2 separate regions of the Homo sapiens genome follow, and region 2 is linked to region 1. Evidence: chromatin loops called from intact Hi-C (ENCODE). Cell type or tissue: endothelial cell of umbilical vein. All regions are shown on one strand. Each heading gives the region's core, and the rest is flanking DNA. Links, peaks and the distances in the headings are about the cores only. Region 1 overlaps BICD1 (BICD cargo adaptor 1). Region 2 overlaps BICD1 (BICD cargo adaptor 1).

The links. Hi-C counts contacts between places; a loop is a spot of excess contacts. Peaks named below come from ENCODE experiments on the same cell type or tissue, not always from the same donor. Only the 100,000 strongest peaks of a DNase experiment are listed, where the experiment ranks them.
Region 2: it touches region 1 in a loop (1.9-fold over the local background); 3 of 110 quality-filtered maps call a loop at or near these places.

What each region holds. Positions count from the first base shown.
Region 1 is chr12:32,108,777-32,123,897 of GRCh38, forward strand. The region is part of intron 1 of BICD1 (BICD cargo adaptor 1); the gene reads left to right. Among named protein-coding and RNA genes, the nearest start is that of BICD1-AS1, 8.9 kb to the left of the region's middle. RefSeq lists enhancers at 10,139-10,755, 11,561-12,270. In endothelial cell of umbilical vein, for the core only: no CTCF peak of the experiment used is centred there; a DNase peak (open chromatin) is centred at 7,115; H3K27ac peaks cover 1,518 bases.
Region 2 is chr12:32,264,457-32,279,577 of GRCh38, forward strand. The region is part of intron 2 of BICD1 (BICD cargo adaptor 1); the gene reads left to right. Among named protein-coding and RNA genes, the nearest start is that of FGD4, 130 kb to the right of the region's middle. RefSeq lists enhancers at 594-643, 684-733, 1,648-1,757 and a silencer at 7,006-7,206. In endothelial cell of umbilical vein, for the core only: no CTCF peak of the experiment used is centred there; a DNase peak (open chromatin) is centred at 7,125; H3K27ac peaks cover 1,209 bases.

The sequences.
Region 1 (15,121 bases), core at 5,635-8,134:
CCTATGATTAAAAATCCCAACTAGGAATCTAATTTTTGTGTGTCAGGCTGTAAATTTCTGGTTCCTATTTTACTTACCATGTACCTGTCTGGTCTTAACAACAGCTGGACTTGTTTATATTTTCCAACTTAGATTAGGCTGACATGTTTAAATGCAGTGATGCTAAACCTTGTGAAGTGAGGAAGCAGGATGATGACTGTCATTCTCAGAGATGTTTTGATATTGTCTATACCTATCAACACTGCTTTGCCAAGATAGGGAAGTGCAAACCAGAAAGTGGTAAGCCATCACCTTCTTGATAAAGGAGATGGACTTAATTTAATGAAATGTACCTCTTACTGACTTTGCTGCTTGATTTAAACAATCCTTCTAGGGATATTTCTGTCATTGCACTTACCTTGCATAGCAAACCTTAATGCAATTGTGTTTTGCCTTTGCTACACCATGAGCTTTGCATCCCAAGTCTTTAACACAAAAGCTAGCACACAGTGGGCATGAAATATTTTATGAAAGAATCAGTTTGTACTAGAAGAAGGCACACTTTTATCAAGGGTTCACTAGTCAATATTGATTAGTGTTAGATAAATACTAAGAAAATTAGGATGTATAGGAAGTGACAGATGTTAATAAAACTACCTGTATTAGTTTCACCAGCAGTAATGAGAAAAATGTGAAAAAAACGTTTTGTAGGAATAATGTAACTGTGGTTTCTTAATACAGAATAATGCAAATACCAACTAAAATTTTTTCTATAAATATTTTAATATATATTTTGTTCTATATAGCAGGAGGTTAATAAAAATTTACCAGCATTATTTTTACTAAACGATTCTTGTTCATATATTTATTTTCAGTTGCATTTAGCATAAGTGAAATTCGAGATTCCTAAAAAACTGGTTTATACAGTTATATAAAAATGTATTTTAGGTAATAAAATTATTATAGTTGATTATTTGATAGTGAGGCCTATTATTTTTATTCTTTAAACATAGAATATACTTTAGTTGGAAATATAACTTAAATGAGTTAAATTGATTTCAAGTAACATTTCTTGTATGAAAAGTAAATCCAAAATAATTGTGCAAACTGAGGTGTTCCAACACCTCAGTTTTGAAAAATATTTTGTGAGTGTTTTGATTTTTCAAAAGAAAGTTTTGCTCATCAGGTATGTATAGTAAATGATGTTGCATTATATCTATAAAGCCAAGCATAAAATAAATCTTTGCTTATTTCTAGGATTTTTGAACAAATATGATTTATTTAAAAATAATTGAACCAGTTTATGGGAATGTCAACAGAAAACTACTGTATTAAGTCCAAATTGGACATTAGTAATTTGCAGTATAGCAACATGGCTCAGTCTTTGCAGATCATTTTGTTTTCCAGAGTCAGTACCCACCAATGTTGCTACCTTCCTTCCCAGGCTAGGTACTGCTGTGACAATAATGCAAGTCGGCAGTGTTGCCTAAAGATGTGCAAAATCAAGAAGATGAAATTCATTAAATTTTTTTCCTAGTTATTTCTTCCCTCAACTCAATTGTTTTTTGACCTGGCCTGATGTTGTTTAGTGCTCTGCATGGACTACTGTAATTCAGCTCACAGAAGAACACACTTGAAAGAATAGTACTAAGGATTTGAAAAAAGGATGACTTCTGACATCATCAAAGTGTTCTCCTTTTCATGATTCTTTGGGCAGCTGGACAGAGCAGTATGTCCACTAGAATACTTGAGTCTGGTTTTGTGATTTCACAAGTAACACTTGCTCTTCAGTGACCTGAGTGAGGGTCACCCATGCCCAGTTATGTTCAGGGCCTGGCTGATTATATGTTTGGGATGTACGTAAATCAGCACTGTGCGCCTGTCACCCAGGCCAGAATAGTGTTTGAAGAAGAGTCATAGCTCCAAAATAACCTGAAAACTAAAAATATACATATATAAAAATACCTTGGATCTAAACTTAAGAGTTTTTTTTACACCGCATGTTCTCACTCATAGATGGGAATTGAACAATGAGAACACATGGACACAGGAAGGGGAACATCACACTCTGGGGACTGTTGTGGGGTGGGGGGAGGGGGGATGGATAGCATTAGGAGATATACCTAATGCTAAATGACGAGTTAATGGGTGCAGCACACCAGCATGGCACATGTATACATATGTAACTAATCTGCACGTTGTGCACATGTACCCTAAAACTTAAAGTATAATAATAAAAAAAAAGAGTTTTTTTTTAACTTAAAAATGGTTGAAATTTAAAATGTTGTAAAGTTGAAAAAGAGCCCCTTAGAAAGGAATGATTCAGCATTACTGATGGCATTTTAAAAAGGAAATGTATCTGTGAGACAGCTTTAGAAAAGTTTTGCAGCTTGGATACCGTAAACTATGCACTAATGAGCTTCAACCCATTTTCTTGCTTATTTTGTCAACCCTGACACCAAGGATAGTTACCAGCTGCTGAAGAAGCACTTTCTGGACATTGGGCAGCTTTTTCTTTTGGAGCCAACTCTATTCTTTTTCAGGGTTATAGTTAAATCATTCAACACAAAAATATGTACTTACACAGTTTTAGAGCTTGTCACATTGGTGACCTGATGAATGCCACTTAAATTACCTAGATTCATCTTTAAGCAGAATTGTTTTCCCTTCAGATGCTTAGAAAGATTGTTAGTTTCTTTTATATCTTTAAGTTCTAAATCACAAAATCATATGGCAAGAAAAACCCCAGATTTCTTTTCCAATCTATGAATAAACATAAAGAGACAGTTAATACTTAATTGATCTATCTGAACTATGATTTTTAACTTCTCTCATTGTTTTTATTTTTTTATTTTATTTTATTTTATTTTGAGATGGAGTCTCGCACTTTCACCCAGCCTGGAGTGCGGTGGTGTGATCTCGGCTCACTGCAAGCTCCACCTCCCGGGTTCACGCCATTCTCCTGCCTCAGCCTCCGGAGTAGCTGAGACTACACGCATTCACCACCACACCTGGCTAATTTTTCGTATTTTTAGTAGAGATGGGCTTTCACCTTGTTAGCCAGGATGGTCTCGATGTTTTTAAAGAAAAAATATTTACATTTATTATCAAATTAATCTTAAAATCTAAAATACATTAAGATATGCTTTTGGAAACTGTTTACAAACAACCTCAACAAATAAACATCATCGCTTTCAATCACATTTCTTTTTTTCTGGACCCAGTTGCTCTAACTTGCACTATCCCTTTTTTTTTTTTTTTTTTTTTTGAGATGGAGTTTCACTCTTGTTGCCCAGGCTGGAGTGCAATGGTGTGATCTCGGCTCACCGCAAATTCTGCCTCTTGGGTTCAAGTGATTCTTCTGCTTCAGCCTCCCGAGTAGCTAGGATTACAGGCATGCGCCACCACACCTGGCCAGTTTTGTATTTTTAGTAGAGATAGCGTTTCTTCATGTTGGTGAGGTTGGTCTTGAACTCCCGACCTCAGGTGATCCGCCTGCCTCAGCCTCCCAAAGTGCTGGGATTACAGGCGTGAGCCCCCACGCCCAGCCCCTTCTTTTTATTTGAAATCAAGATTTCGTCTCTGGCGAAGTTATTTCTCAGATATAACTTAGCAAGAATTTATCATCTTTTATCACATTCCCCATGTTTATGTGAACATGTATGACAGCGATGGTTTGAAGGTTTCTTCAGAACTTTCTGCTTGCAAATATTTTGCCCTATCATCCCCTTAAATATAGTTGTACTCATGGATATTGCTTTCCAAATTTGAAAATACGGTAATTAATTACTTGCATGTTGAAATATACATAAAGGACTTGCCCACACATAAGATTCCACCTGTAATTATGGCTTTGAGGAGAGGAGGGCATGAAGGGCTGCATAGTCTTAGTATTAAATAATTCATTACGCTAAAGGAGAATGCACGTAAAGTCAAGTGGCAGGAGATGCAATTGTGAAAGGGCCATGGCCACATTTTGTCTTGGGGATGTGGAGCCATTGAAAATAAATGAAACAGTCACTGTGTTTAATCTCACCAGTCTTCAAAACAATTCAGAGGGCTTACTGCTCATTTTTACTGATAAGAAGATAATAAAAATAATAAAGCATTGACTTAGGTACAAGGCTCCATTTAGAACTAGGTTCTTTACAAGCCTCACCTCTAATTCATGCAGCAATCCTTACTCAAGGTAGGTGTTTCTTGCATTATACAGAAGAGGAAACTGGGTCTTAGAGAGGTTTAGGTCTCTTCCCAGGGCCACAAAACTAAACGATGAAACTTGGAAGAAGCCCACTTTTTTTTCACTGCATCATACTACCTTGAATATGAAATATCTCTGCCAAGTCTACAAGTGCAGTATAGAAGGTTATGGTGATGGTCATAGTGGGTGGATTGAGGCTGTGTGGTGGGACAGACAGTGGCAGTAGGGATCGTGAGGAGGGGGCACGTCTAAGAGCTATTTGGGAGGTAGGGTGGAACAGGCATTGGATGTTACTATATGTGGAAAGTGAGGAAGACAGTGGAGCTGAGAATCTTCTCAGGCTGGATAGGAGGTGGTTCTATTTACAAAGGAAGGTATTATGGGGCAGAGCAGTTTTAGAGGGTGAAATTGATGCTCAAGTTACATGAGTTTCTGTTGTTTTTGACACAGGGTTTCTCTCTGTCACCCAGGCTGGAGTGCAGTGGTGCTGTTACAGCTCACCGCAACCTTAACTAACCATCCTGGCTCAAGTGATCCTCCCATCTCAGCCTCCCAAGGAGCTGGGAATACAGACCCATGCCACCATGCCTGGCTAATTTTTTTTTGAGACTGAGTCTCCCTCTGTTTCCCCAGCTGGAGTGCAGTGGCATGATCTCAGCCCACTGCAACCTTTGCCTCCTGGGTTCAAGTGATTCTCCTGCCTCAGCCTCCCAAGTAACTGGGACTACAGGAGCATACCACCATGCTTGGGTAATTTTTTTTTTTTTTTTTGAGCTGGAATCTCACTCTATCACCCAGGCTGGAGTGCAGTGGTCTGATCTCAGCTCACTGCAACCTCCACCTCCCAGGTTCAAGCGATTCTCCTGCCTCAGCCTCCTGAATAGGTGGGACTACAGGTGCCTGCCACCATGCCTGAATAATTTTTTTTTTTCCAAGACAGAATCTCGCTCTGTCGCCTAGGCTGGAGTGCAGTGGCGCAATCTCGGCTTACTGCAACCTCTGCCTCCCGGGTTCAAGTGATTCTCCTGCGTCAGCCACCTGTAGATGGGATTATAGGCGCGCGCCACCACGCCTGGCTAGTTTTTGTATTTTTTTTAGTAGAGACAGGGTTTCACCATGTTGGCCAGAGTGGTCTTGATCTTCTGACCTCGTGATCCACCCACCTTGGCCTCCGAAAGTGCTGGGATTATAGGCATGAGCCACCGCGCCCAGCCTAATTTTTGTACTTTTAGTAGAGAGAAGATTTCAAACATGTTGCCCAGGCTGGTCTGAAATTCCTGAGCTCGAGCGATCTGCCTGCCTTGCCCTCGTAAAGTGTGGAGATTACAGGCATGAGCCATTGTGCCCAGCCACATAAGTCCTTTTAATTCATGTTTTCTTTGCTGGGGAAGCGTACATTGCATGATGGATTCAGATCCTCAACTTTCTTTTTTTTCTTTTTTTGAGATGGGGTCTCATTTTGTCACCTAGGCTGGAGTACAGTGGTGTGATCGTGGCTTACTGCAGCCTTGACCTCCTGGGCTCAAGCAATCCTCATGCCTCAGCCCCCAAGTAGCTGGGACTACAGGTGCACACCGCCATGCCTGACTAATTTTTGTATTTTTTTTGTAGACACAGGGTTTTGCCATGTAAGCCAGGTTGGTCTAGAACTCTTGAGCTAAGGACAGTCCGCCTGTTTTGGCCTCCCAAAGTGCTAGGATTACAGGCTAACTTTCAATTTAATAAAAAAAATTAATTTGTGCAATTGGTTGTTATTTTATAGAAGCCTAATTTCTAGAATATGGGATATAAACAATTTAATAATGTTTTCACCAGTTAGTTTGATTGCTTTCTAAATTAGGAAAAATGAAAACAAATAAACGATGGGCAAAAAAGCTGACTGGGGACAGTAAGGTCTAAGAAGGCAGCCTAAGTGGAAAATTAGCCCTTACTCACCATTTAGGGTTATGGGGGCTGGGAGCAACAGTCCTCACTGCTCACTGACTAATCTTTATCAATCTTATTTAATCTTTATTGAAGATGCATTAGCATTTTTAATTTAAGTGGGTTTTTTTCCTCTTTTCTTTTGGTGGGGGGTGTGGGCGGCGGGGGAGTTTCAATATGTTGACCAGGCTGGTCTTGAACTCCTGGCCTCAAGCGATTCTCCCTCCTCAGCCTCCCAAAGTGCTGGGATTACAGGCATGAGCCATTGCACCCAGCCTTTTCTATTTTTCATTTCAAGAGTTTGCTTTTTAAGAATTAAAATTGTGTAATTATGACAGTTTTTATTGCAGTACTCCAAGCTAGAGAAAAGCATATATAAATTAATAGTTTTCCCTTCTTCTCCCACAGTTCTGTCTCTGTTGTTAACACTTTGCTGAGTATTCTTCTGTACTTGTTTTAAATGTCTTTAAACATATAGGCAGGGTTTTTGTGTGTGTGGTGTTTTTGGTTTTTTTTTTTTTGCTGTTTTTCTTCCTTTGTTTTTATAAAAACAGGATCTTGCAGCCTGGTGTTTTAAATTTAGTAGTATGTCCTTTCAAAAGGCAGGTATTTACGAGACAAAGCTGCATTTTTAAAGCACTGGTGAAGTGTGAAGAAAATGAGACCGATTAGGGAAGAAAACCCGAGAAGCTCAGAGTTTGGGTGACCCTGGGGATGTGGGAAGGTGGTGAAAATGGTACCCTGAGGGTAGCATGGATGGTAAGTGAAAGAGGAAAAGGTGTAGGTTTGCATAAAAGAAACTGATGGAATTTGGATGCCCAATAGCAGACCCAGGGGAATGATACCAGGGGAAAAGATGGACAGTTTTGTGGGTAAATTAGCAGTGATTTTGATTCCTTGTCTTGTTAGCTGCTGATGGAGATACGTGTATCAGCATAATACCTGGCTAGTTTCCATGGCCGGCAAGAGCCAGTCCTGCAGTGTGACCACATCCTGTCCATTCTGGGTCTTGGTGGCAAGCCAGGATGATTCAGGCAGTTGGGCTTTATTACGTTATCCCTTCTTTGCCCTCTGAAAGCTGAGTTTTGAAATAGTTAGGATCTTATACAACATCTCAGATTCAGCATGCTGTGCAGGAGGTGGGGAGAAAAGGGTACAAAAGAGGAAAATGTTCAGTGAAGGTGTTATTACAATGGAGGGGAATATGAAAGTGGAAATTGATACCTTTTCCTCTTGGGATTTAATTAAGTCTATAAAATTAAGGTGTTGCAATACATAATGTCTATGATTTTTTTTTACCAGCTCTAAATCTCTGAGATGGCTGTGTTTTAGAGCTGCATGTTCTGCTTATTTACTGCCTGTCCTTTACATTTCAAATTCATTCAATATTTTTCCAAAGTACAGAATAGTTTTGCCTAGTTGCAGTAATTTTCACCTAGACTTCAGGGATCTTCCATCAACTCTTTTATGTATTTTTTCTCCTTTGTTTTTCCACTCTGGTCACTCAGTTCTAGCCAAGATAGTCCACCTTATTTTAGCACTTGTACTATGTCTCTGTCTCTGTCTGTCTGTCTGTCTGTCTGTCTCTCTCTCTCTCTCTCTCTCTCTCTCTTTCTCTCTCTCTCTCTCTCTATATATATATATATATATGTAATTTTGAGATGGAGTCTCACTCTGTCGCTCTGACTGAAGTACAGTGGTGCGATTACAGCCCACTGCAGCCTTGACCTCACAGGTTCAAGTAATCCTCCCACCTCAGCCTCCAGAGTAGCTGGGACCACAGGTGCACACCACTATGCTGGCTATTTTTTTTTTTTTTAACCTGATTTTGTTTTTACTGGAGGCTCAGGTGGCCCAACTAATTTTTAGAAATTATTATTTGCAGAGATGAGGTTTTGTTATGTTGCTCAGGCTGGTCTTGAACTTCTGGGCTCAAGTGATTCTCCCACCTCAGCCTCCCAAAGTGTTGGGATTGTAGGTGTGAACTACTGTGCCTGGCCTTCTACATTTTTTTTTTAACCATTTCATAGTTCCCTTTTTCTTTGAACACTTGGTCCAAACTCACTTTTCTTCTGGATTCATATTTTCTGATCTCACCTATTATGTTATAGAACTGATATGTTACGTTTGTTTTCATTGATGCGTCTGTACTTGGCTTCAGAGAGCAGAACAAGGCCCTGTGAGTCACTGGGAGCCAGATTTTGGATCAAAATAAATCACTTTCTGACAAGTGTAGTTGTCTAGTAATGGAATGAGGCAGTCTTCTTAGGAAGTAATGAATTCCCTGTCACCAAAAGGGAGAAGCTAGTGAGCCACTTGCTGAGAATACTCTATGGGGAGTTGTCCTTAGGAAGGGGTATATCTAGAATGATCTCTAAGGTTCATTCTTATTCGGATTTCTTTGATTTTTATCATTCCAGGTGTTCCAAATAATTTGATAAGTTTATGTTTTTTATACTTTTCCCACCACCAGAGCAGTGTTTCCAACATGGTTAAATTGTTCTGCTTTAATGTTTGGCATTTCACACTATTTGATGACTGTAAACATTTGGAATGTTTTCACAGTGTCTCAAAACTTTATTTTGATTTATGTTTTGCTTTATTTTCAGAAGAAAACTAATGGGTAATATAAAGCTTTAAGATGAGTGTATCTCTAAATTTGGAGAGCTTTCAGTGAAACTGTACATTTTGAAGCTACGTGGTTGCATTGAGGGAGGTCTACAGCCTCCAGAATCTTCTTTTTCACACACACGGGCACATGTGCATGTGCATGACTTTATATTTTGTCATTTACGCTTAGTCATATATATATATATATACACAAATATATATACACACACACACACACACACACACATATATATATATATATATATATATTTTTTTTTAAGACCATATTTCGCTCTCGTTGTCCAGGCTGGAGTGCAATGGCATGATCTCAGCTCACCGCAACCTCCACCTCCCAGTTTCAAGCAATTCTCCTGCCTCAGGCTCCCGAGTAGCTGGGATTACAGGCATGCACCACCATGCCCAGCTAATTTTGTATTTTTAGTAGAGACAGGGTTTCTCCATGTTGGTCAGGCTGGTCGCGAACTCCTGACCTCAGGTGATCTGCTCGCCTCGGCCTCCCAAAGTGCTGGGATTACAGGCGTGAGCCATCGCACCGGCCCGCTTAGTCCAATATTTTATTTTATTTTATTTTATTTTATTTATTTTTTTTGAGATGGAGTCTCACTCTGTCGCCCAGGCTGGAGTGCAGTGGCGCGAACTCGGCTCACTGCAAGCTCCGCTTCCCTGGGTTCATGCCATTCTCCTGTCTCAGCCTCCCAAGTAGCTGGGACTACAGGTGCCCGCCACTACGCCTGGCCAATTTTTGTATTTTTAGTACAGATGGGGTTTCACCGTGTTAGCCAGGATGGTCTCGATCTCTTGACCTTGTGATCCGCCCGCCTCGGCCTCCCAAAGTGCTGGGATTACAGGTGTGAGCCACCGAGCCTGGCCTAGTCCAATATTTTATAATCTGCATCGTCAACTAGTCAGGCCCCAGAATCTGTGGGTTCAGCATCCTTGGATTCTGCATCCTTGGATTGAAAATATTTGGAAAAAAAATTGCATCGGTACTAAACGTATACAGGCTTTTTTTGGTCATTGTTCCCTGAATAATTCAGCATAACAGCTATTTACATAGCATTTACATCGTATTAGGTATTATAAGTAATCTAGAGATGATTTAATGTATACTGGAGGATGTGTGTAGGTTACATGCAAATACTACACTATTTTATCTCAGAGACTTGAGCATCTGTGGATTTTGGTATCTGCAGGGGGTCCTGGAACCCCCACACCCTCACCCAGACTGAGGGATGACTGTATTTACGTTATCTACCACTCTGATGTTTTCTTTTTGCTTTAGATTGCCCATTACCTCTTCATCTGTTTCATTTATTCATTCAAAAATTTGTATTGAGTGGCTACTGTGTCGGGCATGGTGCCACTTGCTGGAGATACAGCGTTGAACAAGACAGACCCAATGGGGCTGCCTGGGTGGAGCTTATGTTTCAGACTGGGAAGAGAGTCAACGAACATCCACACATATTTCAGTTGTGAGAGGTGCCATGAGGGAAGAGACAGACTGGCTGGGGAAAGCGTGATCAGGCAGTCTTCCCCAGGAGGTGAGACTTGAGCCCAGACCTGAATGATGACAAGGAGCCAGTCATGTGGAGACTGGGGAATGTGATTTTTAAGAAGAGGACAAGTGCCAAGATCTGCGAACTCTGTTGTAGTTGTTAGGGGAAGGGATGGGTTACCATGCTCTGTAAAAATGACCATTCATATTTGAAATATGACCATTCTGTAACACAGTGTATTGCCTACTGGATTTTTCTAATGAGGTATTGGGTCTCAACATTGGAAATGTTTGAGCAGACCTTGGATATCTCCCTGAGGTCTTCTCTGAGAAGAGGTGGGTAGGAACTAGTGACTTTCAATACAGACTGTATGTTAGAATCACCTGGGTGATTTATAAAACTACTGCTGCCTGGACCCCACTCCGGGAGAGTTAAATCACTCATTGGAAGTGGAGCCTGGCTTCAGCATGTGAATCCCACTTCCCTTAGAGATGCAGCCAGGGTAAAGAACCCCTCTTCTATATTTCCAACTTGAGGACTAAATGACCCCATGGGCGTAGAAGTGTTTAGTAAGAAAATCTAGTTCCGGGTGCAGTGGCTCATGCCTGTAATGCCAGCACTTAGGGAGACCAAGGCAGATGGATCATATGAGGCCAGGAGTTTGAGACCAGCCTGACCAACGTGGCGAAACCCCATCTCTATTAAAAATACAGAATTAGCTGGGCATGCTGGCATGCGCCTGTAGTCCCAGCTATTCGGGAGACTGAGGCATGAGAATTGCTTGAACCCAGGAGGTGGAGGTTGCAGTGAGCTGAGATCGTGACACTTCACTCCAGCTTGGGCGACAGAACAAGACTCTGTCTCAAAACAAAACAAAACAAAAAACTGGGAAGTTATGAGCTAATACATAAACCTTCATTGCACAGTCTTTTAAAATTTGTTGTTTCTACTTTCTGAAAATGAAAATATTAAATCCTTCCTGAAAACAGAAAATATCAAAAACTTAACTGCATTAGACAGAGATATATGTTAACTTTGAGTGCATTTAATTTTGTATTCTTGAGTACTGTTTAAAGTGTCTTTTAAAAGTTCTCTCTTATTGTGTCTATTTATTTTATTCTGTTTGCAGTTTTTATGCCAACTTTACACATTTGTAAATAGAATATTTAAAAAGAATTTTTTTTGAGGGATTGATCTCTAACTTCTTGGTGACTTATAGTTGTTCTTTTGGTTGTACATCTTTACTGTTTTCCAACATTTTAAGGAGAAAAAGCACTACTCTCAAATGTAATATTTAACTGCTGTGTTTCTATCTTTAAATATAGAATTGAAAATGAGAACCTGTTTATATTTATGGGAGCAATAGCAATATGTGTACAATAACAGTAGCAATTTCCTTAAGAATGTTCTGTTGCAGTTTGGCGTGGGTCTGTGATAGAAGGTTCAGAATGATGGGTCTTTGTTTTTCTCTTGCATACTGCAGAGTAATGTGGAATCAAATACCACTATTGAAGAGCTCTTAGTCATCAATTTTTGAAACTGAAAGAGGTTTATATTGTAAGAAGGATGGGCCCTGTTGATAAGCCTCACTGATTGCTACTTGCTAGATGGTTTTAGGAGATATCTTGAAGTTGACCTTGTGTGAGGTTACTGGATGGAAACAGCATGAGTTTAATCTTGTACATGACTTCTTTTGTTGAGCTGGAGATACTATTGTCTTGCAGATTATCTCTTTGGCACGCATGACCATTTTTTTTTTGTCTTTTAAATCACAAACTGGCTTTCTTTCTGCTAAGGTTGGTGTGCTTAGATTCTTTAAGCTCCAAATCTCAAGAAAATATAGGAAGGAAAATCAACCATTAGAGAGAGAGAGAGAGAGAGAGAGAGAGAAAAAAAAAAGGAAAAAATATAATGTGCTCCAAACTGATTATAAATAGCTTTTGAATTGTTGGCTCCATAGAATTTTTTTTTTTTTTTTTTGAGACGGAGTCTCGCGCTATTGCCCAGGCTGGAGTGCAGTGGCGTGATCTCAGCTCACTGCAGCCACCGCCTCCTGGGTTCAAGTGATTCTCCTGCCTCAGCCTCCCGAGTAGCTGGGATTACAGGCGTGTGCCACCATGCCTGGCTAAGTTTTTGTATCTTTAGTAGAGACGGGGTTTCACCATGTTGGCCAGCCTGGTCTTGAACCTCTGACCTCATGATCCACCTGTCTCAGAGTGCTGGGAGTACAGGCGTGAGCCACAGCACCTGGCGTCCATAGATAATTTTAAAAATTCATACCAGATCTTAATTAATGTTGGCATTAAAAACTAATGGTGGCTCATGCCTGTAATCCCAGAATTTTGGGAGGCCAAGGTGGGTGGATCACTTGAGGTCAGGAGTTCAAGACCAGCCTGGCCAACATGGTGAAACCCTCTCTCTACTAAAAATATAAAAATTAGCTGGATGTGATCATGCGTGTCTGTAATCCCAGCTACTTGGGAGGCTGAGGCAGGAGAAACTCTTGAACCTGGGAGGCGGAGGTTGCAGTGAGCTAAGATCACTCCATTGCACTCCAGCCTGGGCGAGAGTCTTGTTCTGTCTCCAAAAATAAAAATAAAAATAAAAATAAAAATAAAAATAAAAGCGCTGAGGTGGAAGGATGGCTTGAGCCCAGGAGGCAGAGACTGCAGACAGCCAAGATCGCAACACTGCACTCCAGCCTGGGCAACAGAACAAGACTCTATCTCAAACAAACAAACAAACAAAGAAAACCTACGGTTAATGATATAGTGATCTGAACAACAGAAGATCTCAGTTTGTCAAATTTTTTTTTTTTTTTTTTTGAGACAGGGTCTCACTCTCTTGCCCAGGCTGGAGTGCAATGGTGCAATCTCGGCTCACTGCAGCTTTGACTTCCCAGGCTCAAGTGATCCTCCTGCCTCAGCCTCCTGAGTAGCTGGGACTACAGGTGTGAGTCACCACACCCAGCTAATTTTTTTGTATTTTTTGTAGAGACAGTGTCTCACAATGTTGTGCAGGCTCGTCTCAAACTGTTGGACTCAAGACATCTACCTGCCTCAGCCTCCAAAGGTGCTGGGATTACAGGTGTGTACCACTGTACCCAGCCTCAGTTTGTTAATATTTTACAATAATTTAGAAGTAGAACCCTTTCTTAAGGCTGGGCGCGCTGGCTCACACCTGTAATCCCAGCACTTTGGGAGGCCGAGGTGGGTGGATCACGAGGTCAGGAAATCGAGACCATCCTAACACAGATCGAGACCATCCTAACACAGATCGAGACCATCCTGACTAACATGGTGAAACCCCCGTCTCTATGAAAAATACAAAAAATTAGCCGGGCTTGGTGGTGGGCGCCTGTAGTCCCAGCTACTCAGGAGGCTGAGGCAGGAGAATGGTGTGAACCTGGGAGGCGGAGCTTGCAGTGAGCTGAGATCGCGCCACTGCAGTCCAGCCTGGGCGACAGAGCAAGACTCCGTTTCAAAAAAAAAAAAAAACAAATAACAAAAAAAGAAGTAGAACCCTTTCTTAAGAGCATTCTCAGGTCTTCTATCTTAATTACTGTAGTTATTTCCAGTCATGTTTTATAATCAGGTGCTATTTTTCATTGTGGCATAATAAGTAATATATTTTTGTAAATCATGTTGAAGTGCTTGAGACAATACAAGCAATTATTTGCTAAAATTTAGACCAGGGTCTCAAAACAACAATTACATTTTTAGATAATGGTCACAGTAAGTCTTTTCAGAAAAAAGCAACGAAGAAAGCTCTAGACCAATGAGATTTTAGTCATCATTAATCAATGCCAAGCGAAAAAATCTTAAGATGTATTTAAATTTGTGATGCCAGTGTGATTCAGAAATTTGAAAAATGGATTTCAAAGTAATGCTGTGAGCAGATAGGTCATTGTATAAACATAACTAATGGTTCATTCATTCATTCCTACAATAATGATTCAGTGTCAGATTTGGGTGTTGAAAATACAGCAGAGAACAAACACAACAGAAGGTCCATATTTGCGGAGCCTACATTTTGTGGGGGAAGAGAGATGATAAACAAAATGAATGAGTTAAGTAGATAGCACGTTAGATCATCCAAAATGCTATGGGGGGAAAAAACCCTGGGAATAGGGAGATGGCATGTGAAGTGGAAGAAGGTTATGATTTTCAATAGAGTGATCAGAGAAAGCCTCATTGAGAAGACACACTAAGGAGGCCATGTGGCTGGAGGGGACTGAGTTAGGGGGTGAATAGTAGGTGAGACCAGAGGGGGCCACATGATGTAGCAGCTTCTAGATTATCAGGACTTTGGCTTTTGCTCTGAGTGAGATGGGAAACTTTCAGAGAGCTTTGAGCAGAAAAGTCACAATGTTCTGCACTTTTTCCTTCATTGAGATAACCTCTGCATACATTCAAGCACGACTAAGACCCCCTTCAGGGAAAAGAAGTTTTCATTAACTCAGTATCCCATGAGGTATATGGCATTCTCTTCCTTCCCACCATAGCAGGTGTTTAATAGGTGGTTATGGTATTGCACTGATTTAGGCTGGGAAAAAATTAAAGATGAAGTTATTAAGACAGCCAGTTGTGGTCGGGCACAGTGGCGCACGCCGGTAATCCCAGCAGTTTGGGAGGCTGAGGCGGGCGGATCACCTGAGGTCAGGAGTTCAAGACCAGCCTGGCCAACATGGTGAAACCCCATCTCTATTAAAAATACAAAAAATAAGCCAGGCGTGGTGGCAGGTGCCTGTAATCCCAGCTACCCGGGGGCTGAGCCAGGAGAATAGCTTGAACCTGGGAGATGGAGGTTGCAGTGAGCCGAGATTGCGCCACTGCACTCCATCCTGGGCGACAGAGCAAGACTCCGTCTGAAAAGAAAAAAAAAAAAGACA
Region 2 (15,121 bases), core at 6,011-8,510, 160 kb after region 1:
TTTGTTACAGTAAAAAATGTTTTTAGAAATTAAATAGAATTTTTTTTTTAAGACAGTGTCTTGCTGTGTCGCCCAGGCTGGAGTGCAGTGGCATGATGTCAGCTCACTGCAACCTCTGCCTCCTGGGTCCAAGCAATTCTCCTGCCTCAGCCTCCCAAGTAGCTGGGACTACAGGCACGTGCCACCACACCCTCCTAATTTTTGTATTTTTAGTAGAGATGGGGTTTCACCATTGTTGGCCAGGCTGGTCTCAAACTCCTAACCTCAAGTGATCCACCTACCTTGGCCTCCCAAAATGCTGGGATTACAGGTGTGAGCCACCATGCCCAGCCTAAATAGAATTTTTAAGATGTCAGAGCAAAAAGGAAATTATTACCAGTGTGAAATTCTTCACTATATTTTAGCCCCTAAGAGGCAGAGACCTTGTCCTGTTTCTTTGTAACTGCTGCATTTTGCGTGATGTTTTGCAGAATAGGCATGTGCGACCTTGTACACAGAAAGGGCTTAAGCAAATCCTTATGCAGATTCCTGGAGTTATTTTTCTGTGCTGGTCGCTCCTTTCCAGAATTCTACTCTGCAACTTCCAGCTGCCTTAGCCTTCTGAACTCAGAGCCCCCTCTCCTTACCTCCACGAGGCCTCTGGGGTCTCTGGGTTTCCCCTTCTTGCACTTGCAGTTTATACATTGCCTCCAAGCAGAAGGCCCAGGTGTTTCTCATGCTCATCCCATCTGTTTCCCCTCTAACAGAGATTAGTCTTACAAGGCCTCGTGTTCAGTCTGAAAACAGCTGCTTCCTGTACTTCGTTCAGTTCTCTAATTGCTCACAATAAAAAGCTAAGTCCTTTCTTACTTCATCATGGCTAGAAGCAGTTCCCATGCGAATGTCTTGGTTAAAGGAGAAAAATGTATAAGGTAACTATAAACTAAGACTTTCACATCAATTCAGTTGGTTCTTTTGTTAAGAATTACAGGGTTGGGCACGATGGCTCACACCTGTAATCCCAGAACTTTGGGAGGCTGAGGCGGGAGGATCCCTTGAGGCCAAGATTTTAAGATCAGCCTGGGAAACATAGTGAGACCCCGTTTCTACAGAAAAAAAAAAAAAAAAAGTAAAAATTAGGCACAGTGTCGCATGCCTCTAGTCTCAGCTACTTGGGAAGCTGAGGCAGGATGATCAATCCCTTGAGCCCAAGAGTTCGCGGTTACAGTGAGCTATAATTGTGCCACTGCATTCAGCCTAGGTGACACAGCGAGATCCTATTTAAAAAAAAAAAAAAAGACAAAAAGAAAAGAAAATTACAGTATAATTTTTCTGTGTTGAAGAGCTTCTGCTGGACAAATTTTCAGTCTTGGTCGGCAGTTTAACTCAAGAACAGACTCTTCTATCTTCACTTCCAGCTTACATAAATTAGAATGGAGAAGAGAATTCTAAAGTATAAAGAATGTACACTGTTCTCTGCCCCAATTACACATCTGTCTCACGGCTTGTTAGGCAGCATGATGAATAAGCGTGTCATCTCTCTCCATTTATTTGTGCATCCATTTTTATATCCATAGTCTATAGAGACTTTCATTGCTTCTCACAAATTTGTTTAAACTTTTAATAGTGATATATACAGACTTCCTCATCTAAGCACAGACACGATTTCTATTTAGGTCATTTCTGTGCAGTCACTTCCTCTTCCTAGGTCATAGCCCTGTAGTTCTATCATACATAGACTGTCTATTTTAATAGAAACCTGCAGCAATGGTGGAAGGAGGGGAACGGGAGTCATTTCATCAGAAAGATGCATTGTATCTACTGGAGAATTTTCTTGTCTTAGAAACACTAGAAATTATATTTTCTGGAAATTTCAAATTTTACTAAAATGTGGTCATTGTCAATTATGTAACAGGGGCTTTCCTTTTCAATATAGCGACTATCAGTAATAGTGCTGGAAATATGATAACAGGCCACATTCTAAAAATTCATTTCCTCTTTAATTAGGACCTAACTCTTGGAAACTCCTTCATGTGAGCTGCCACAACATCATCTAAAAGCAAACTGCCAAAAAATCATCTTAAACCGCATCATCTAAAAGTTATTTTGGCAAAATGCATGGTCTCAAATGGAAGATAATGACAGCTAAGATAGAATTTAGAATGAGCCCCAGCACTTTGGGAGGCCAAGGCGGGTGGATCACTTGAGGTCAGGAGTTCGAGACCAGCCTGGCCAACATGGTGAAACCCTGTCTCTACCAAAAATATAAAAAAATAGCCAGGCGTGGTGGTGCATGCCTATAATCCCAGCTACTCGGGAGGCTGAGGCAGAAGAATCACTTGAACCCAGGAGATGGAGGTTGCAGTGAGCCAAGATCACGTCACCGCACTCTAGCCTGGGCAATAGAATGAGACTCTGTCTCAAAAAAAAAAAAAAAATTTAGAATGAGCACGAAGTTAATGAATAATACCTCAGTCACATTCTAGTAAGAAACCATTCCTCCTTGTGGGAATTAGAGCCCTGCCCCCAGAACCCTGGCTCTGAGGTTTGACTTCTGTTATGTACTGACAGTCCCCATTACGCTCATGGTTCCATGGTGCCAGCACAGGAGTGGCTGATGACAGAGGCTGACATGTCATGCACATCATTCTGTCTATCTCATTGTTTAGTGTCTCTTCCTTGGTAAATGCTCTCTGATAGGTGTTACCATGCAATCGAAAGATCACACACCTGATACTACTATGTGTCTATCCATTTGCCTCTTTCCTAGACATCTTATCCCTAGCCTTTCAAACTTTCTCCTTCTGGATCCCTGCATATGTACACAGTGTATACAATGAACTGTAATTAAATAAACTACATAATTTACTTATTGATTAGGTCTCTTTTAAACTATTTCTTGTGAGTTCAAGAAAGCAGAGATCTTTGTAGTTTTTTTGTTTTGTATTTTAATTACTACTGTATCCCTAGCACTTATAATAGTGTGTGGCAGAGAACAAGTACTCAGTAAATAGTTGCTGGGTGAATCCATACTAAATATAAATCTTTGTCAATTAGTATATGTGTGAGAAATATCTATTCCTAGTTAGAGGCTGGTCTTTTCATTTACTTTATTGTAAATGATGTTTGAATGAACAGAAGTATGGAATTTTAATGTAGTTAAATTTATCAATCCTTATTAAGCTATTTTTTTGTTTCTTATTTAAGAAATTCTCTGCTGCAAAGTGATAAATATGTTCTGGTATATTTTCTTCTAACCCATCTTTCCCCCACTGATCTGCAATGACATTTTTGTTGTTAATTAACTTTTATTACCAGTGAATCTGTTTCTAGGCTCTCTATTTTGTTTCATTGTCTGACTATCCTTTTTAAAATAAGTTTTTTTAGAGACAGGGTCTAACTCTGTTGCCCAGGCTGGAGTGCAGTGGCACAATCATGGCTCACTACACCCTCTAACTCCTGGGCTCAAGTGATCCGCCGCAGCCTCCTGAGTCACTGGGACTACAGGCATGGGCCATCACTTCTGGCTAATTTAAAAAGTGTTTTTTTTGAAGAAATGGTGTCTTACTGTGTAGCCCAGACTGGCCTCAAACTCCTGGCCTTCCTCCCACCTCAGTGTCCCAAAGCACTGGGATTACAGGTGTGAGCCACTGCACCCAGCCTATCCTATTTATTTTTATTTACCATTATTTATTTTTAATTGCTGGACAGTTTGACAAGTCCAGTTTGAGCTAGTTATGTATCACATCCCATTTGCAAGGGTTGTTTGTCTTGTTCAAAGGACAATGAGTACAACCAATGTCAACAGAAGTTGTTTTTCTTCCTTCGAAGAGAAGGGATGCGCCAGGATGGAGAGTGCCTGCATTCCTGCCCATCAGGGTACTATGGACACTGAGCCCCAGATATGAACAGATGTGCAACTTCTCTCGGAGAAAACAAAATAAAAAATACGTCATTGGTCCATGTTCAACTGCCCATCGTAAAAAAGAAATACATCATTGGATAAGCAACTTCATTCAAAAGTCAGTGCCACAGCAAGCAAGAAATTAGAAGCTTGTAAAAATAAGATGGAATTTTGAGCTGGGCACGGTCGCTCATGCCTGTAATCTTAGCGCTTTGGGAGGCCAAGGCAGGTGGATCACTTGAGGTCAGGAATTCAAGACCAGCTTAGCCAACATGGCGAAACCCCGTCTCTACTAAAAATACAAAAATTAGCCAGGTGAGGTGGTGAGTGCCTGTAATCCCAGCTACTTGGGAGGCTGAGGCAGAAGAATCACTTGAACCCAGGAGGCGGAGGTTGCAGTGAGCCAAGATCGCGCCACTGCACTCCAGCCTGGGTGACAATAAAAATAAATAAATGAAATGAAAATAAAATAAGGTGGAATTTTCACCCATTGACAAAAAGTTAATAATTATTATTGTATCTAATTTCTGGACATTGAATAGCTCATAAGCCAACCTACTTATGAGCATCTGTTTTCTGGATGAGCTTCAACCGTTGCAAGTGGATTTTTCTTCTTTGGACTACTTGTCAAACTGTAGTGTGAATCAGAGGAGTTTAATACAGATTGCTGAAGTTTTTGATTTGTAGGTCTGGGATGGGACTTGAGAATTTGCTTTTTTCCAAGTTCCCATGTGATGTTGATACTGCTGGTTCTGGGACCACATTTTGAGAAACTTTGTTGTCAATAATGTGCCCACAGCTGCATTATTTTTTTTTTATTTTCCCAAGAATTAATGTCATCAGATTTAAATAGTAGTATATATTAATACTGAATGACAAGTTAGAAAGATAGATTTGTTTAAAAGATAATATTGGAAATAGGCACATGAATATTTTGAACTTAAAATAAATGTTTCAGTGATTTTTATTAAAGTAATATGAATATTGTCCTCCAAAACTTTGATGATAGAGTTTTGTTTCTTTAATGTGAATTACTTTCTTACATTGTGAAAACTTAGAGCATATTCTTCCTCAGGCCTAAGTACTGTATAGGAACTATTAAGTGAGAACTTTAACAGTAATTCTCCATATGCAAAAAAGCATTTTTACTAGTCTGTACTTAACAACTTGCAAATTTGCTTTTATCCAAAAGGAAGAGAATTAGAGAAATGATTTTAGTAAGAAATGCTAAAATCAAAAAGATAGGTAAATATTTAAGGAATCATTGTAGTATTCCCAACAGTTTTATAGATGAAATTTTAAGTTCTCTGGGTTATAACTTGCTTTCTGATGCCATTATAAACCTGATGGCTGAGACACTGGTCGATCACCCATTAGGAATATATGCTAAAATTGTTGCTTTCAGTTTTTAAAATATGGCTTAATTTTATGTTTGCTTAAAATTGGTTTGTTTTGGCCTGGTAATATCTCGGGTCCCACACATATGATCATTCACAATTATCATATCGGGCTGAGCAGGGTGGCTCACGCTTGTAATCCCAGCACTTTGGAAGGCCGAGGTAGACAGATCACATGAGTTTGGGCCCAGCCTGGCCAACGTAGCAAAACCCCATCTCTACTAACAATAAAAAAATTAGCCAGGCGTGGTGGCACGTACCTATAGTCCCAGCTACTCGGGAGGCCGAGGCAGGAGAATTGCTGAACCCAGGAGGCGGATGTTGCAGTGAGCCAAGATGGCACCACTGCTCTCCAGCCTGAGCGACAAAGCCAGACTCCCTCTAAAAAAAAAAAAAAAAATTATTATTATTTAGTTTTATCTTCTCTATCTGTTAATGAGAGAGACTAAAATAATGATGAAGAAAACATTTTAATATGGTATATGAATAGTAATAAAATAATATAATAAGATGTATCTCCAAAATCTGAATCTAATGGTACTATATTCGTATTATAGCTGATTCTTTACAAAAAGCAGTCTTGGCTTACTGGAAAATTCACATTTTAAAAGTCGATCAGTTTCATTTTTTCTGGAGAATGTTAGCTTTACTGAAAGTATAAAAGTTTCGTTGTTGTAGACACCAGGTCCTAATAAAAACAAGTAAAAGAAGAAAAAGTTTGTTATGGGTGGAACTGATTAAGTGAGGTACCACTGAAGAATTAAAGATATCTCACACATACTTTGATTAATTAAATGGTGAATAAGAACTTGTTTTAATCTCATTATTCAAGTCACTAAAATGTTAAACAGGTAAGACAAAAAGGCAATTATTACAAGTTTTTACGTAAAACTATGATAAGATTTTTTAAAAAGTGAAACACCACCCATACACACTGAATTCATTTGGCTGGTATTGATTCTGAATATGTATTTTATAATATTTCATTGGCCTTGACCCACAAACTAAACACAGACATTTTCTCAATTAGTCATTTTCAGGTTTATTGCCTAAGATGCTAATTGAAATTCAGGGCAGGCAAAAATACATCATTGGCCTTTGTATATCTTTGAAAGGCCTTCTGATGGGACCTTGCTCCGTATAAAGGCTTCTCTTCTCTGCAAACTGAAAGGGACCCTGTGTGTGAAGTGTGTTCAGTGGGGTCTTCAAGGAACAACATAGAGAGCAGCCGCTGGCCAGCCGGAAGCCACCATGCGCTGTCCTCAACAGAGCAGCTCCAGGCTGTATGACCCCCAGGCAATTAGGCACCAAAAGAAGATGCTCACACTTTCCAAAATTCTTTCCCAGGGCTGGGGGAAGGGAGCCAGACTTGGAGCCCCTATGTGGAACTTAGTCTCCAAGGAAAGAAAGCATGTTCTCATCCTACAAACACTCCATTTTCTCCCTGAATTAGTGTCCTTTCTTTGAACCAGATGAGACTTCGCTCAGAGCTGGAGGCTATGGCCCCTTAGTTCTGTTTCCACAGTGCTTCCAGCCCTCTCCCCAGTTTGGAGGCCCCCAAAATGAGGCGCTTATCTCTTTGATTTTGTGAAAGAAAATGCACAGTTCGTCTATTTGGGGCTTCTGAAAGATGTTAGGCCCTGAAGAAGGTTGACTGGGAGACTGAGTGGGGAGTGACAGACCATGACCTTAATTACTGACCTTTTGTTATAGATTAACTTCCTTCCTATTTTATTGTTCCTGGCCCAGACCAGATAGCACTTGAGATAAAAGATCCCTTGATTATTACATCCTTAATGTGGAATGTTAAATACTCCCTTCCCCCAAGGAATCACTGCCTAAAACCAGTCAGATTGCTGCGACTGTGCACTAACCTTGTGTGGAAAATGCTGTCATCCTGTTAAGCTTCCCCATACCGTGCCTGTATAAACAATCCTCAAACCTCGCTGCTTCAGAGCACTAACCCCATCTTTTTGGAGTCCTCCTGGGTGACCCTCCTCAAACTTTGTGCTCAGTATTTTAATCCTATTGCCTGGATCTCGATTTAAAGTTGATAATTTTCAGAGAATTCTTCATTTTCTCTTTGCATATTTTATTGTTTCCTTTCCATCTGTTTTTCTTTTACTTACTGCCTGAAGCCAAGAGACAATGTCAAGGTGTCTTAGTGAAAGGAGCTCATACTTAAGGGTTCCTGGGTCAAAACCTACATCTCTCATTTCTTAGCTCTATGATCTACCTGTTTCCTTAATCTCTCTGGGCCTCAGTTTACCCATTATTGTAGTAAAACATGTACTACAAGTTACTTTTTATTTAACTACTTATGCCATATTTAATTCCCAACCACTAATATTACATATTAGTTATATATTGTTAAATCATAATGTTCTTTCACTATTTCTTTTATGACTGAGAAATTTCTTTTCAATGTATAAATCATATACATGTTGCTCCTGGACAAAACTGAGGGTCAGGCTGCTACTTCTCCTGGCCCAATAATGAGATGCAGACAAACTGGGGAAGAGAGGTTTTATTTTTGCATTTGGTTACAGGGAGAAGGCCTAGAAATTGTCACCACACCAACTCAAAATTACAAAGTTTTCCAGAGCTTATAAACCTTCCAAGCTGTATGTCTACATATAAGTGTGCATTCATCTAAAGACATAAGTGATTAACTTCTTTTAATCTATAACTAAGATCTGAGTCCTGAAGACCTTTCTCTGGAGCCTCAGTAAATTTACTTAATCTAAATGGGTCCAGGTGCTAGGGTGATTACCCTTATCTTGTCTCCTGCTAAATCACAGAGGTTTGGGGAGTTCCTTCAGACCTCCAATAAACTTGTGTGTGGAGGCCTGGGGAATTTCTTCAGACTGACAATAAAACTTGTTTATTCCAGTCTGGCCAACATGGTGAAACCCTGTCTCTACTAAAAATACCAAAAAGTTAGCTGGGCGTGGTGACGTGCACCTGTAATCTCAGCTACTAGTGAGACCTGGCCTGCCACAATGTGGTTAAGGAAACATATTAAAACATTTTTAAAAATCAAGATTTTCCATTTCAATGGCCTTGTAATTGATTGAAAAGTTTATTTTGAGTCACATGGTGTTCTAGACTCTTGTGGAGGGTTTAGATTGGAAAATAAGTAATGACAGTGAAGCAGTTGTTATGTTCGTATAAAAGAAAGAAAAGAAAAACCCACAGGACTTTATTTGGTTTTAAAAGTCTATCTGCAAAGATATAGTTTATAGGAAAATTCAATTCCAAATGTTTCTCATTGCTCTGGAGTGTGTGAAGAAGAGGCCTAAGAATATTCTTAGGAAGGCAAAAACTTTCAGATGCAGTTCATATGCTTGACACCTCTGTTTCACTTTTGGCTGACTTGTGTAGTCTGATTTTTGGTCACTGACAGGCTCAGCATCATGAGTGTGCAAGACGTAAGGGAGGCAGGACCTTGTCTTTTCAATGGTGTCTTCCTGGGTGGCTGCCAGAATTCATCATTATTGCACTCTACTCTCATAGCCTCGATTTCTGTTTTTGTTTGCTTTTACTGAAATTGGAGTAGTGACACAGAGTCAGATCATTGAAAAGACTCACAAGATTCCAAAGGGTATACTGGTAGAGTATAAACTGGAGGATAAGGTACAGCGGGAGAAAGCAAGTACCAGCAGACACAGAGGGGGCTGAGACTCCTGCAAGCAGCGCCTTTCCTCAGGCTCACTGGATGTGCTCTGTGTTTGGGTGTGAACCACCAAGATGCATGCATGATATCTGTTTTCAGGGAAGCCAAGATACAAGTGTACAGAAAAGCCATTATACCCCCGTCACATTGCTGAAACTGGATGATTAAACCACGTACCAAGCGGTGTCTAAATTTCAGTAATAATGATCAGCTAGTAGAGGGTGCCTCAAGGCAGTTTCAGACTTTAAATAACATAGTAGAAATCACTAGCTAGTCCATTTCATCCTTATCATTGTTGCAGAACTTTCTCCTTAGTTCAGCTAAAACCGGGTTCTTGTCACACAACCGGAAAAGATTAGGCTCAGGGACACATAGAAGGGTGAGGGGCAGAATTTATTGGGTGAAAAGGAAAAAGGAAAAAGAACTCTCAGCAAAGCGAGAGGGAGTCTTGCCAACAGGCCCTCCACCTCACAGACTGAACACCAGGCCACCACACAGGAACTGAAGAGGCCAGGCTCCTCCCCGCTGAACAAGCGTAAACTTCTCTTGGCTCCACCCTCTTCCCCCAGTGTGCAGGTGGGCATTATTCAGAGAGAATCAGCTGAGAAAGGGCAGGCTTTATCCGGGACCAGCAGTCCAGTTCTTCAGCCTTCAGGCTCTTTTAGGCTTGAAGGCAGGGTTTCGTGGGGGACCTTGGTAAGAAGAGTTCTTTTCGACACTTTAATGTAGATTGTAAGAGGTAGAAAAAAATTGATCACATTTAACATATAGTTACTTAAAAACACATCTTTGAGTTTTCTAGACTTCTAATATGATTGTAGAAAATCAGCGTGGCAGCCAACTTAAGACAGATCAATACCTCGAAGTCTGTAACTTTAATAAGAACATCAGAACTGAAATTCTATATTAGTTACCCTATTGTACTCACAGTCATGGAATACAGAACAGGAAAGATTCTGGAAACACATTTTGATAGTCAGGGTCACAGATATTGCTCTGTTTCAGTAACCAGGTTTTCTACTTATGAAAGTTATTTAAAAGGCAATGAATATTCAAAATGTGAGCAGCTATTGCTACCATTAGCTCCAGAATCAGTTCTGAAGAATTTGTAGGAAGTCATCTTGAAAATAATAAAGCAATATATTTTTCAGAAATAGTATCCACTAAATCATAATCTGAGGCCACTTTACTGAGGCGTTTATATTTATATTTATATTAATTTGTTATTTTACACAGAAAGGGAAACTATGACCTAAAGACAGAGATAACAATAATCTGATTAGCATTAGCCACCCCATTCCAACAACAAATCACGTTAATAAGGCATTTTTAGAAGTAGCAAAGCATAGTGGTTAAGAACATATGTTCTAGAACTAGACAGTCTGAGTTTGACTCCTGATACCACTTATTTTATTCTAAAACTTTTGGCAAATTATTACATAACCTCCCTTGCCTCAGTTGGCCAAGCTGTAAAATGGGACTAATAATGGTGTCCAACTCACAGGATTGCTATGTAGGCTAAAAGGTTAAAAGAGTTTTATATTTCTAAAACAATGTGCTTGTAATAGTCTTGGCACATTGTAAACATTGTGTAAGTGCTTATTAAAAATAAATTCATGCTTGTAATTGAAGATCGCCATATGAGATACACATTCTAGTGATCTATATGTTTATCATTAGATATATGATATATACACACACTCATATTTCAGTCCCCTGAGGGATTAACTTTTAATCCCTTGATTTGCAAATCAAGTTGTAAATTACACGTATAAATAAAATACCTTTGTAGTGATTCGTTCATTATAAAATTATGCTAACTATGTTGGTTTTCATGTAGGCATAAGCTGGCTCTATAAATAAAGTTTGAAAATAAGTAAGGTATAAAGGAACCCTGGCGGGATAGATAAGATACTAGGAACAGTGGTTTGGGAGTGAGGATGGGAAGTAGACTGATGTGGAACAAGATGGGAGTGAGACTTTTTTTAGTCACCGTCTATATTTTTATAATTTCTGGGTCTGGAATCAGTATCTCCTCATCCTAACTTGTTCATATGATGAGTTAGAGTCATATCTGCCTGCTGTTAGTTTTTTCAAAGAATCTTCAAATGGGGCAACCCCCTTTGGGTCCCCTCCCTTTGTATGGGAGCTCTGTTTTCACTCTATTAAATCTTGCTACTGCACTCTTCTGGTCCATGTTTGTTACGGCTGGAGCTGAGCTTTCGCTTGCCGTCCACCACTGCTGTTTGCCACTGTCGCAGACCCGCCGCTGATTCCCATCGCCGCTGACTCCCATCCCTCCAGATCCGGCAGGGTGTCCGCTGTGCTCCTGATCCAGCGAGACTCCCATTGCCACTCCCGATTGTGCTAAAAGCTTGCCATTGTTCCTGCACGGCTAAGTGCCTGGGTTCGTCCTAATCGAGCTGAACACTAGTCACTGGGTTCCACGGTTCTCTTCCATGACCCACAGCTTCTAATAGCTCATCGCATGGCCCAAGATTCCATTCCTTGGAATCCGTGAGGCCAAGAACCCCAGGTCAGAGAACACGAGGCTTGCCACCATCTTGGAAGCCGCCCACCACCATCTTGGAAGCGGCTTGCCACCATTTTGGGAGCTCTGTGAGCAAGGATCCCCGGTAACATTTTGGCGACCATGAAGGGACCTCCGAAGCGTTTGTCTCTTCCAGAATTGAAACTGTAAAACTACAAATGGTTCTTCAAATGGAGCCCCAGATGCAGTCCATGACTAAGATCCACCGCAGACCCCTGGACCGGCCTGCTAGCCCATGCTCCAATGTTAATGACATGGAAGGCACCCTTCCGGAGGAAATCTCAACTACACAACACCTACTATGCCCCAATTCAGCAGGAAGCTGTTAGAGCAGTCATTGGCCAACCTCCCCAACAGCACTTGGGTTTTCCTGTTGAGAGAGGGGACTGAGAGACAGGACTAGCTGGATTTCCTAGGCCGACTAAGAATCCCTAAGCCTAGCTGGGAAGGTGACCGCATCCACCTTTAAACACGGGGCTTGCAACTTAGCTCACACCCAACCAGAGAGTTCACTAAAATGCTAATTAGGCAAAAATAGGAGGTACAGAAATAGCCAATCATCTATTGCCTGAGAGCACAGCGGGAGGGACAAGGATCAGGATATAAACCCAGGCATTCGAGCTGGCAACGGCAACCCCCTTTGGGTCCCCTCCCTTTGTATGGGAGCTCTGTTTTCACTGTTTCACTCTATTAAATCTTGCAACTGCAAAAAAGAAAAAAAAAAGAATCTTCAAATGGCTATTGATGCTAAAGAAAGTTCTGAAGGAGCATTCTCCAATGCAGTTATTTCCTACAGAAGATTTTAAGTGATTTTTTAAAAAACTGCCTCTTTTCTAAAAATATTTCAGCTTTTATTTTAGATATGGGGGTACATATGTAGGATTGTTACATGGGTATATTGGATCCAGGTAGTGAGCATAGTAAGCAATAGGTAAAAAAATGACCTCTTATTCAAGAGGGTACCTCATTACTATTTACAAAGTGCTTTCAAACATTCTTTCTCATTTTTTCTGACAACTCTGGACGTCCCCCCCTACTTTTAGAAGAAAACTAACAGTCCCAAAAATGTTTTGGTGTAAGTCAATATATGAACCCAGGTCCATGTCCAGAACTGTTTACCACTCACCTCTTTATAAAACGGTAACTGTGGCCAGGCACGGTGGCTCACTCCTGTAATCCCAGCACTTTGGGAGGCCGAGGGAGGTGGATCACTTGAGGCCAGGAGTTCAAGACCAGCCTGGCCAATCTGTTGAAACCCCATGTCTACTAAAAATAGAAAAATTAGTTGGGCATGGTGGCACGCACCTGTAATCCCAGCTACTCGGGAGGCTGAGACAGGAAAATTGCTTGAACCGGGGAGGTGGGGGTTGCAGTGAGCTGAGATCATGCCACTGCACTCCAGCCTGGGCAACAGAGCAAGACTCTGTCTTAAAAAACAAAAACAAACAGTAACAGTTACTTCTCTGAAGCTATTATTTTTTATCCTGTTACATATATCAAAGACTTCATTTGGGTAACTATATTCACGATTATTTTAAGCTTTCTTTTTCATTACCAATAGTTGGGCTAACCTTTATTTTCTGGATGGTAAAGGTGTTTTATAGCAACAAAAACAAACAGCTAAGTCAATCCGTCCAGGTACCCTGTTAAAGCTTCAAAGACTCTGGATCAGAATGATCTCTGCTATACACACATACCCAAAGAATAAACAAAAATGCTATTGCTAATATCTCTCAGTCCCTTGAGGGATTAACTTTTAGTCCCTTGATTTGCAAATCAAGCTGTAAACTATATTAATTCCCCCCTTTCTGTACCTTTCCTTTCGGATGATGCTCATCTAGCATTTTGCTGTCTTGAATACCTTCTCCTTTCTCATCCCTATATATTTTCATTCTTTATTTGAGTATAATTCCACTTTAACACATTACCTTAATGCAAACCATTATCTCCATTTTTGCTCACTTCTTTCCCTTTCACAGCACCTCTTCTCAATAAAAGTCTATATGTAGTGTGTTCCCATGGTGATGGGAACTAAAATTACTTATAATCAATGGTTTTTATATTGTCGCTGCTGCTTATCTCTTGGGTTAGGCCTCTCTTTGCAGCCAGGTCACAGGTAAGTCTATGAAGGTGAGATGAAACAATATTTACCAGAGATTGAACTACTTCTGGAATATTTGTGAATCCAGCCTTCACCATTATTGCACCATCTAGATTTCACATCTGTTTAGTGTATTACCAATATTTCCTTTTTCCATATAATGAATTCTTTTATTGTAGTAATTGTGGTATCAGGGCACCATGGATATTCATAGTTATAAGAAGATATTATCATAGAAGAAAATTGTCATGCCATCATTCATTATGGTGTTTTGCATCTTTGAATTTTAAACAGAGAAAGAGAAAGAACAGTCAAGCTAGTAAGCAAGAGATAACCAATCTACTTTGGGAAATGACCAATGGTTCTTGATTTCAGGGTAGATTATAGAAAAGAGAAAAGATTATAGTATTTTATATCTGCAAAACTTATTCCAAAACAAATCAGTAAATCCAGGTTAAAATACCCAGGTCAGACAGTCACATTTTTACTAATAAAAATTAACTAGCAGCCCGGGCGAGGTGGCTCATGCCTGTAATCCCAGCACTTTCGGAGGCCGCGGCCGGCGGATCACGAGGTCAGGAGATCGAGACCATCCTGGCTAACACAGTGAAACCCTGTCTCTACTAAAAATACAAAAAAAAATTAGCCGGGCGTGTTGGCGGGCGCCTGTAGTCCCAGCTACTCAGGAGGCTGAGGCAGGAGAATGGCATGAACCCGGAGGGCGGAGCTTGCAGTGAGCCGAGATTGCGCCACTGCACGCCAGCCTGGGCGACAGAGCGAGACCCTGTCTCAAAGAAATAAAATAAATAAATAAATAAATAAATAAATAAATTGCAGCCCATTGAGTGAACTTTAAATGATCATGCTACTTTGTGAAATAGAATATCACATTACTAGATCTGTTGTGTGCTGGACAAATGCCAGCACAATGCAGTACTTTGCTGATATAGTGTGGAATAGATTTTGTGCTGCAGCAAAGCTGTCTATAGACTTCAAAAAACAAAGGTTATATGAGCATTAACCAAACTGTTTAAAATCTTACAGTTTCAAAGGACCACATATTCTATGATTCCATTTATATGAAATGTCCAAAATAGGCAAATCTATAAAGATAGAAAATAGATTAGTGGTTACCTGGGACTTGCGGGGATAGAAGCATTACAGGGTCAGGGCAGTGACCTTCCCTAAAAGATACAGAATTTATTTTCTAGGTGATAGAAATGTTCTAAATTGATTGCGGTGGTGGTCACAACTATGTGACAATATTAAAAATCATTCAATTGTATACTTTAAATGAGAGAATTGTAAATATATGAGTTATAGCTCGATAAAGTGATACCAAAAGAAAGATCTTCCCCAAAAAGCTTTCCCGTAAAAATACATGTTCCACCCAATTAAAATGCAATGTCAATACGTATTCGTTTATTTTATTGCTTAAAATAATGTGTTCTTTTGCACAAAGAAGAAAAAATAGAAATCAGAATGTAAGAAGACAAGTCATTTATGATTTATT